Linked DNA regions of Mus musculus: region 1 is linked to region 2. The links are chromatin contacts, found by Hi-C or POLR2A ChIA-PET in ENCODE. All regions are on one chromosome and are shown on one strand. Each heading gives the region's core, a stretch centred on a gene start or an enhancer-like site at or near the end of the contact. The rest is flanking DNA. Distances are from core to core; before and after follow the strand shown. Region 1 has its middle 8.4 kb from the start of Gm38927. Region 2 holds the start of Lrmp (lymphoid-restricted membrane protein).

The links. A loop is a pair of places that touch in the nucleus more often than their neighbours do. ChIA-PET counts read pairs that join two places held with the same protein, here RNA polymerase II (POLR2A).
Region 1: a loop to region 2 is called in a map of v-Abl transformed pro-B cells, with 3 times the contacts of the local background. The contact joins the enhancer-like site here to the promoter of Lrmp in region 2. A Hi-C loop is called at or near these places in 1 of 37 maps with a recorded cell type or tissue (v-Abl transformed pro-B cells). POLR2A ChIA-PET finds 5 or more read pairs at or near these places in 1 of 5 experiments (embryonic stem cell).

Annotation. Positions count from the first base shown.
Region 1 is chr6:145,848,666-145,852,834 of GRCm38, forward strand. No RefSeq gene overlaps it. Among named protein-coding and RNA genes, the nearest start is that of Gm38927, 8.4 kb to the left of the region's middle. Within about 2 kb of position 2,351, at least 1 of the 3 ENCODE cell types and tissues checked has a DNase peak (open chromatin) inside an H3K27ac peak, as active enhancers do.
Region 2 is chr6:145,118,863-145,123,416 of GRCm38, forward strand. Lrmp (lymphoid-restricted membrane protein) reads left to right here and starts at 2,907. Exons shown (of 19, transcript NM_008511.4): 1 at 2,907-3,244.

The DNA of each region.
Region 1 (4,169 bases), core at 1,101-3,600, 730 kb after region 2:
AGAGAAAATACTGCTCCTGCAGGGGACCCAAGTTTGGTTCTCAGCACCCACACTGGCAAGGTCCCAACCGCCTGTAACTCCAGCTCCACGGGATCTGACGCCCCCTTCTGGCCAGCACCTGCCAATCACATGTACAGCAGACACACACACAGGCACACACACACACACAATTAAAAAAATAAAATACATGTTTTTAAAAGAAATAAGAATTTTAAAATCTTTAAGGAATAGTAAAGTAAAATTTAAAACCAGGAACTATAGGAAAAGCTTATAAATGGACATACTATAAGATAAAGAGCTGAATAAAGATCAGAGCAAGAAGACACGGTTATTATTAACATTTAATGTTAACATTAAAGTAACCTGAAATGAAGTCATCACCTTAGCTGGAGTGCCTAACAGTGGGGAGATGGAGATGGAACCTGAAATGAAGTCATCACCTTAGCTGGAGTGCCTAACAGTGGGGAGATGGAGATGGAACCTGAAATGAAGTCATCACCTTAGCTGGAGTGCCTAACAGTGGGGAGATGGAACCTGAAATGAAGTCATCACCTTAGCTGGAGTGCCTAACAGTGGGGAGATGGAACCTGAAATGAAGTCATCACCTTAGCTGGAGTGCCTAACAGTGGGGAGATGGAACCTGAAATGAAGTCATCACCTTAGCTGGAGTGCCTAACAGTGGGGAGATGGAGCCTGAAATGAAGTCATCACCTTAGCTGGAGTGCCTAACAGTGGGGAGATGGAACCTGAAATGAAGTCATCACCTTAGCTGGAGTGCCTAACAGTGGGGAGATGGAGATGGAACCTGAAATGAAGTCATCACCTTAGCTGGAGTGCCTAACAGTGGGGAGATGGAGCCTGAAATGAAGTCATCACCTTAGCTGGAGTGCCTAACAGTGGGGAGATGGAGATGGAGCCTGAAATGAAGTCATCACCTTAGCTGGAGTGCCTAACAGTGGGGAGATGGAGATGGAACCTGAAATGAAGTCATCACCTTAGCTGGAGTGCCTAACAGTGGGGAGACGGAACCTGAAATGAAGTCATCACCTTAGCTGGAGTGCCTAACAGTGGGGAGACGGAACCTGAAATGAAGTCATCACCTTAGCTGGAGTGCCTAACAGTGGGGAGATGGAGATGGAACCTGAAATGAAGTCATCACCTTAGCTGGAGTGCCTAACAGTGGGGAGATGGAACCTGAAGAGACCACCTACAGTAGTTAGACATGGAGGGATGGGGACACCAACCCACCTACAAAAGTTTTGACCCAGAATTGTTCCTGTCTAAAAGAAAAGGAGGAACAAAAAATGGAGTAGAGACTAAAGTAATGGCTGACCAGTGACAGCCCCAACTTGGGATCCACCTCATATGTGGACATCAAACCCCGACACTATTCCTGAGGCCATATTGTGCATGCAGACAGGAGCCTGACACGGCTGTCCTCTGAGAGGCTCTACCAGCAGCTGACTGAGAGGGATGCAGATGCTTAAAGCCAAGCATTGGACTGAGGTCAGGGACCCCCATGGAAGAGATAGGGGAAGAGCAGAAGGAGCTGAAGGGGAGGCAACCGCACGGGAAGAACAACAGCGTCAACTAAGCCAGACCCTCCGAGCTCCCAGAGACTAAGCTGCCAACCAAAGAACATGCACGGCCTGGTACAAGGCCCCAGACACATATGTCCCAGAGGACTGCTCTGTCTGGCCTCAGTGGGAGAGGATGCCTAATCCTGTAGAGACTTGATGCTGCAGGCGGGTGGGACACCCTCTCAGAGGCGAAGGGGAAGGAGCATGGAGTGAAGAACTCGAGGAAGGGGTCCGGGAGGGAGGGCACTGTTTACATGTGGGATGTAAACAAAAAGTAATTAATTTAAAAAATTAAATTTAAAAAATGAAGTCACTTGTGAAATAGTTTAGAACATAAAATTCCAAGTAAGTAGAGAATAAAAGCCAATAGGGTAATAATGTTAGATATGAAGATGACAGGAGAGGCTGATTCAAAGCCTGGGGATGGAGTTAAACATACATAATCTATAGGATAAAATTGTGTGTGTTTTAACATTGTCAAATATTATCAAAATGCATTTTCAGAAAGCTACAGAGGAAGAAAGAACAGAAAAACAAGTCTAGAAATATACAAAGAATAAGAAACCTTGGTTTGTGCCCTTCCCTAAAAGGCAGTTTTCTAAGGAACAGTGTCTTGTGAGTCAGAAGGGTCAGAGCACAGCTGGATACCTTAGTCATGGAGGTTTCTCCTTGCTCCCCTCAGCCTGTCCCAGAGGGCCAGCCCCAGCCTAGGTAATCAGAGAGGACACTCTGAGCTCCCTGGGCTGCCAGCTCACAGCTGGAGGCTCCCACCTGACCAGGAGAAACTCCCTGGCCTCCAGCCAGCTGCACTCCCTTTAGCTTATCACCTCCAGATTTAGCCCACACTCCAGTTGGAGGAAAGGACTCTGCAGATCACTCTTCACCAGCACTCGTCCAGGGGCGAGTTAAAGACTAGGCATAACCTTTAGGTTTTAAAAAAATGTGTTTACTCAAAATGTTTATTGCATGTGTCCCCTGCCTCAGCTGTGGAGTGGACTCCAGGAGTGAACCTAGGAGGTCCCTCCTGACACCTGAAAGTCCCACCCAAGGGTGGCAGGCCAAGCTTGAACACCAAGGCTTGGTGCATGGTAATTTGCATGGATATAAACATATCATTAAAATACACATTTAAAGGAAAAAATGTACCCCCCCCCCAAATAATCTAGAAATATACAAAGAGAGAGACCTTGGTCTCTGTCCTTCCCCAGAAGACAGGTTTTGGATGTCAGTGCAAAGCGGACAGGTTGGCTGGACACAGTGGGTGACCTTTCCCTGTGCTGCTGGAGGGAGAGTAGTGAGGAGGACTCATATTGGATGAGGGATGACGATGAGGGATGGGAGACTGTGCCCAATGCCCAGACTCTCTCTACAGCATGAGTGGGCTTCTAACAGTGAGAGGCAGAGCTAAGCAGAGGTCCTGAGAAGAGTGAGGAGAAAGACCCGGGCGGGCAGGTTATTAAAGACCTGGAGCTGGAGCTGAGGTCAAGCAGTCAGACTCTTGACAGGCGGCAGACAGGGTGGAGGAGACAAACAGAGGTATAAGAAGTCCCAGCCAGCACACTGACAGAATGGACATATACACAATTAATCATGCGTCTCTCGGAGTCTCAACGCGACAGGAGTTCACTGCACTTTTAAGAACGGCTTCCTTCAGGAACGCCTGGGGTTAAATACTCAAAATCTCCAGGCAGGCACCATATTTTTCTCCTTGAATACAGAGATCTCCTCCTTCCTTCTCCTGGCAGAACTACAGGTTTACAGTCACATTTCGTCTGTGAGGCAGGTTCTCAAGTTGGTTGAAACGGTTGGTGACAACCGCAGAAGTAGGCGCACACATGATCTAAATTTCAGTTTGGCCCAGGGAAAAGTACACGGTCTCCCGGCACCAGCTGAAACAGCACCTGAGCTGCCATCGCTTGAGACGCTGGGCTGCTGTTCTTGACATTTTCTAGGTCAACATTACTCACTTACACGAGCTGAGACTCTCTAAAGTCAGAGGTCATTCCAGGGAAGGAAAAGGCAGAAGCAACATGGCTTTGAGTCACAGGTGAGCAGACGTCTATAGTTGCAAAGCCCCAGCTGAAAAGCAGGTAGCCAGCGTTGGCAGTGAGGAGCCAGAGCTGCTGGCATGTGCAGCAGCTGAAGTGGCCACCTACAAGACATTGCCTGGGTCATCTGAGAAGGAAGACTTTTAAAAATTATCCAAAAAATAATGTGTATGCTTGCATGTAGGGAGAGGTGTGTGATGTGTCCATGCTTACTCATGGGGGCCAAAAGAGGGCATGTGGAGCTGAAGTTATAGGCTCCTGTGTGCTGTCCCACATAGGTGCTGGGAACAGAACTGGGGTCTACTGATAAGAGTAGCACTATTTCACCAGCCCCTGAAGCGGTCTGGGTTCTTTCATTCTCAGACCCCAGGTCTGTGTGAGAATCCCATAGGAGCAGAATGGGGAAGAGAAGCCACAGAGAAACTTCCTACCAGTCCTTGGGATATGGCTTTAAGTTATAAGTTAAGGCAGAATGGCAGACGATAATATGGTTCACTCCTTCTACACACCGGGACCTGCAACAAGATGTTAATCACTAAGA
Region 2 (4,554 bases), core at 1,657-4,156:
CAGGCACAGTAAGCGAGACCACATCAGACACGGGATCTCCTACAATAAGTGAGATTAAGAGAAGCATGGTGTTCAGAATGGGAGAAATACTGGAGAATCCTATATCAGATATGGACTTAGCATTTTAATATATAAGGAACACTAAGGACTACATTAAAATACACACACATACACGCGTGCACACACTGGCTTTAAAATGGTCGGGTGAGATGGCCCGCTCTCACAGAGGACCCAGGTTCAGTTTTCAGCATCCATCCACACAGAGGCTCATAACCGTCCCCATCTCTGATTCCAGAGGATCTGATGCCCTCTCTGGCCTCTGTAGGCAGCAGATATGCATATTGTGCACATACCCGCACGCGTGGAAAATGGACACAAGTGTACTGTTGCATTTCATAAAAAGCAAGATGCAGAAACAGCCCAGATGTGTGTCTAGATGTGAATGGATGAAGGTAAGGAGGCGGCTAAGACATGGGAGCTTCACAGCAGTCCATTCACAGATGAGTGGATAAAATGTATCAATCTTGGGTAACAATCTTATTCAACCTTAAGGGAGTTCTACCGCATATGGCAGCATGGATGAACCCAGAGGATGTTAGGCCTCCAGTCATGGAGGATGGGGAATCTGAAACAGCTTAAGCCTCCAAAAGGCAGAGAGTAGGGTGGCTACAGGCTGAGGAGAAGAAGGCAGAGTTACTTTTCATCAGGTGTAAAGCTTAGGCCATTGTGACAAGTGACCTCCTGACATCTGCTGCATGACACAGTACCTGTTATTAACAATACCATATCCTACATTTAACCGTACTGTACACACTGTACCTAACAGTACTGTATACACTCTGACATTGGCAACACCATACATGATGTAGTTAACAATACCATACACACAAACAGTACGAGCATAGAACTGGGCTGTAGACAGTTTGGCTGGCAGCAATGCCAGCTTAGCATGCTCAAAGCCCTGGGTTCAAGTCCAGTCTTTGTACTGAATAAATTAGACTTAGTGGTTGTCTCAGCAAATAGTTAAAATTCTGCTTTATACTCCTGGTAGGTTCGCGTTAGCTTTTTGCTCACGTTGGTTTATTTTTAATATACCTTACCTAGATAAATGGCACTTAAACTGCCCCGAAGCTAGCATACACTCCCTTCTGATATTCCTGAGTTAACACTTACTAAATATATATTTTATCTTTGCTGTCCAAGACCCTTCTGGGCAGCCCTTCTGGGGCTGCTTTCCCCCTCGTACCTACATTTCAGCCTGCTCTCCCCCCTGCTCCTTCCTGGCATAGTCTGTCCTATGCCCTTCTCATGGTGGGATCCCTTCTTCCTCCTCCTCTCTTACTCTGGAATTCTAAAAGTCCCGCCTCTGTCTCCTTGCCCAGTCATTGGCCACTGGCAACTTTATTTTCCAATCAGAGCCAGCTGGGGGTAGGCTTCCTTTAGCCTACATGCAGGACACTGCAAACAGGTTTTTGGGTAACATAAATTAGCATGAGAGCACAAGCTGCTCTAGGTGGTGGATGTGTGTAATTCCAACTCTAGGGAGGTAGAGGAAGGAGGACCAGAAGTTCTCAGCTACATAGAAAATTAGAGACCAGCCTGGGGTATATGAGATCCTATCTCAAAAGAGCATTACCTCTTTTAGTAAGAACTATAAATATTTAAGAGTGTAGATTTCAATATACATTGTTCATATTGTTTTAGCGCCATTACAGAGCATAAGCGACTGTAGGCGGTCGCGCAAGCAGCTTTGGGGAATGCCTCTATATACAAAACGATGCTGAAAGGGCCGTGGTCCTTCTTGCTTCTGATGTTATAAGCAGTGCTGTTTTATGCAGGCACACAGTTAGGCTTTAACTGCAAGGAGCCTGGGACTGATGGCTGTCTTCCCTCTACCCCCCCCCCCCACTTTGATCCTAATTCAAAATGGGTGGGCCCAGTGGGTTAAGGTTTGTACTCAAGCAGTTCCTGGTAACCACTGAGTCATCAGTACGCCACAGATTAGTCTTGCTGGCTAGCGGAGAGTGGGAGCCAAATGAGAAGTGCTAAAGGCTCAAGGACATTTGTGGTGGGAGATAAGAGGTAGAGAATGACCTCTGAGTTCACAGTGGGAATATCCAGTGAGTTTCCAGCTGTGTTGGGGGAGATACTTCCGGTACTAAAGCTCTGCCCGTTTCCTATGATTGACAGTCCAAAGGAGAAAGGTTAACGAAACAAAGACGCATTTCCCTCCGCACCCACTTTCCTCTAAATAGCTCGTGTTGGTGTGTAAAAACTAAACTTGTCACCCTGCTCCCAATGTAGAACATCCTACTTGTGTGCCGCAGGTGTCACAGCGAGCTCGTGGGGAGCCAGTCATGCCACGTGCTCATCCGAAACAGCCCGAGGAAGCTGTGGAGTTGATTGTGAGCTCTGGGGTTGCTTTACTCAAGAGCCTGTATTTCTAAATGCTTTCATTTTTTCAGGTCCTCTCTAAAGAAGTTTGAGTTCCTCACAGTTTCTCAGAGTGACTTGTGACTGAAGTGTCACTGAAAGCTCAGGGTGTTTCTGTCGTTCCCTCCACACACCCCCTCCCCCCCTTTCTTTTTTTAAAATTTCGACTTCATTCAGAAACCATTAGACATTGCTAAGCGGCTGCAAGATGTGCCCACTAGGAAGAAGGTCCATAGCCAGAGAGCACATAGAGCCAGGGGTCCGGAGGCCTTGGCAATATGAAACTCAGGGATATCACCTCAGATGTCCTTAAAATGTGAAGCAAAAATGGAGGAGGGGGAAAAAAGGAACTATTCAATTGTCCCAGGAGGCTGGCCTTTAGCCTGCGCAGAGGAAGTGCAGGGCGCAAGGGTGCAGGGGTGCAGGGGTGCAGAGGAGGCGGTGTTAACAGCCTTCTGGTGAAAGAGGGGAGTACAGAAAGCTTAAGTTGCTTCTAGGGACTCTCTGGGTGGAAGGATCTGGGCCTGCTGCGCCCGCCCGTGCAAACAGAATTGCAGAAGTTGAGCCTACGCTTATCATTTCCCTGAGAAGAAAAGCATATTTCCAGTTTCCTGTGCCTAAGAACAAGCATCCAGCGCCCTTCCCGCGGCTCAAACCCAGGCTGACCTGTGCATATGGGTCAGGGGGATCAGGATGGGGCCTGCGCATGAGGCAAGCCTCTGCTACAAGAACTAGAGGAAGCGATTCCAGAAGGAGATCACAGTCCCCAGCACTACTCAGACTCAGGAGCTGAAGACCAGGGGCGTTCAGTGTAAGTAGCTCATTCTACTCTGGTTCATGTCGCCCAGGATGAGGAGGAAGAGCCTCTGCCGCTTTCCTGGATCCCAGCTGCTGGGTTAGCCAGTGGAAGGGTTAGCTAGCATCGCTCGCTCTCGCTCCCGGGATCTCAGCCTCTGGCCAGGGCCATAGACCCCTCCCCTGCTCCCCGCACCCCAGGCTGTTGCTAGATTTGTCTATGGCTATCTTTCCGTTTAAAATGAAACAGAGCTGGGGCTTACTTAGCTCAGAGGCAACTTACCCTTGTGTGCAAGAGTGTGTATCAATATTAAACACATGTAAACTTGCTTTAAAATTTTTAATGTGTTCTTAATATAAATGTGTGTGTGTATGTATGGATATATATGCACACTTTAGTTTTGTTTTTGAGACAGGGTCTCACTGTGTAGTTCTGACTGACCTAAAACTCTCTGTAGACTATGCTCACCTCAAACTCACAGAGATCTACCTGCTTCTGCCTCCAGAGTGCTGGGGTTAAACTGTGTGCGTTCCTCTGCTCAAATATACTTTACCTTTGAAACGGGTATTTAGAATTTTGTGTGCCAGCCAAAGGCCTATTATGAGCATTTACCAAGAATAATGTGAGAAGACAAGTGTCAAATTACAAATGTCAGGCTATTTATAAACCTGCTTTATTCTACAAAGATGAAATGGAAATTGTAAAGCTTGCGTGCCTCGCCGTTTACCGGACAGCTGCTTTTGTTCAGTGAACTTCTTAATTTAGTGGGACAGATTTTTTTTTTCCAGACATAAGAGTTCATTTATCTCGTGACCCAAATGGTGCTTGGTCTGGGTTTATTGTGAATTTCTGTACCTTTTTCACTGTTGGCCTGAGGAAGTGGCTGAGGCGTTTAAGGAATTGCTTCCTTTTAGAATAGCAACATTGTTCAATATTTTATTGTTACTGTCTTGGTTTGTACAGCTCACTGGTTTTCAATGTTTCAGAAAGCAATAAAAACTGTTCTTTAAATCAGGGAGGGTACAGTGTTGTCATTGCTCAGGAGGCTTTGGAGAAGGGTCTCTTGTGAGAAGAGCTACCCTGTGGAGGCACCGATAAGCAGCTGCGCCCAGTTTGGTGCTTCAGAGCCCATGCTCAGAGCACTAACCCACCGGCCACTTACATCTGTCTTTTGATGAAATTGATATTACATCTCAGTGTTTTGTGAGCAAGTAAGAATTTGGGTCCCCCTTCTCAAGGGTTCCCTGTGGCATCTGAGCAGGAGTGTCTACAGTTATGACACATCCCAAAGGCCATTGTGGGGTTCCTTGCTGGTTATGGTCCTC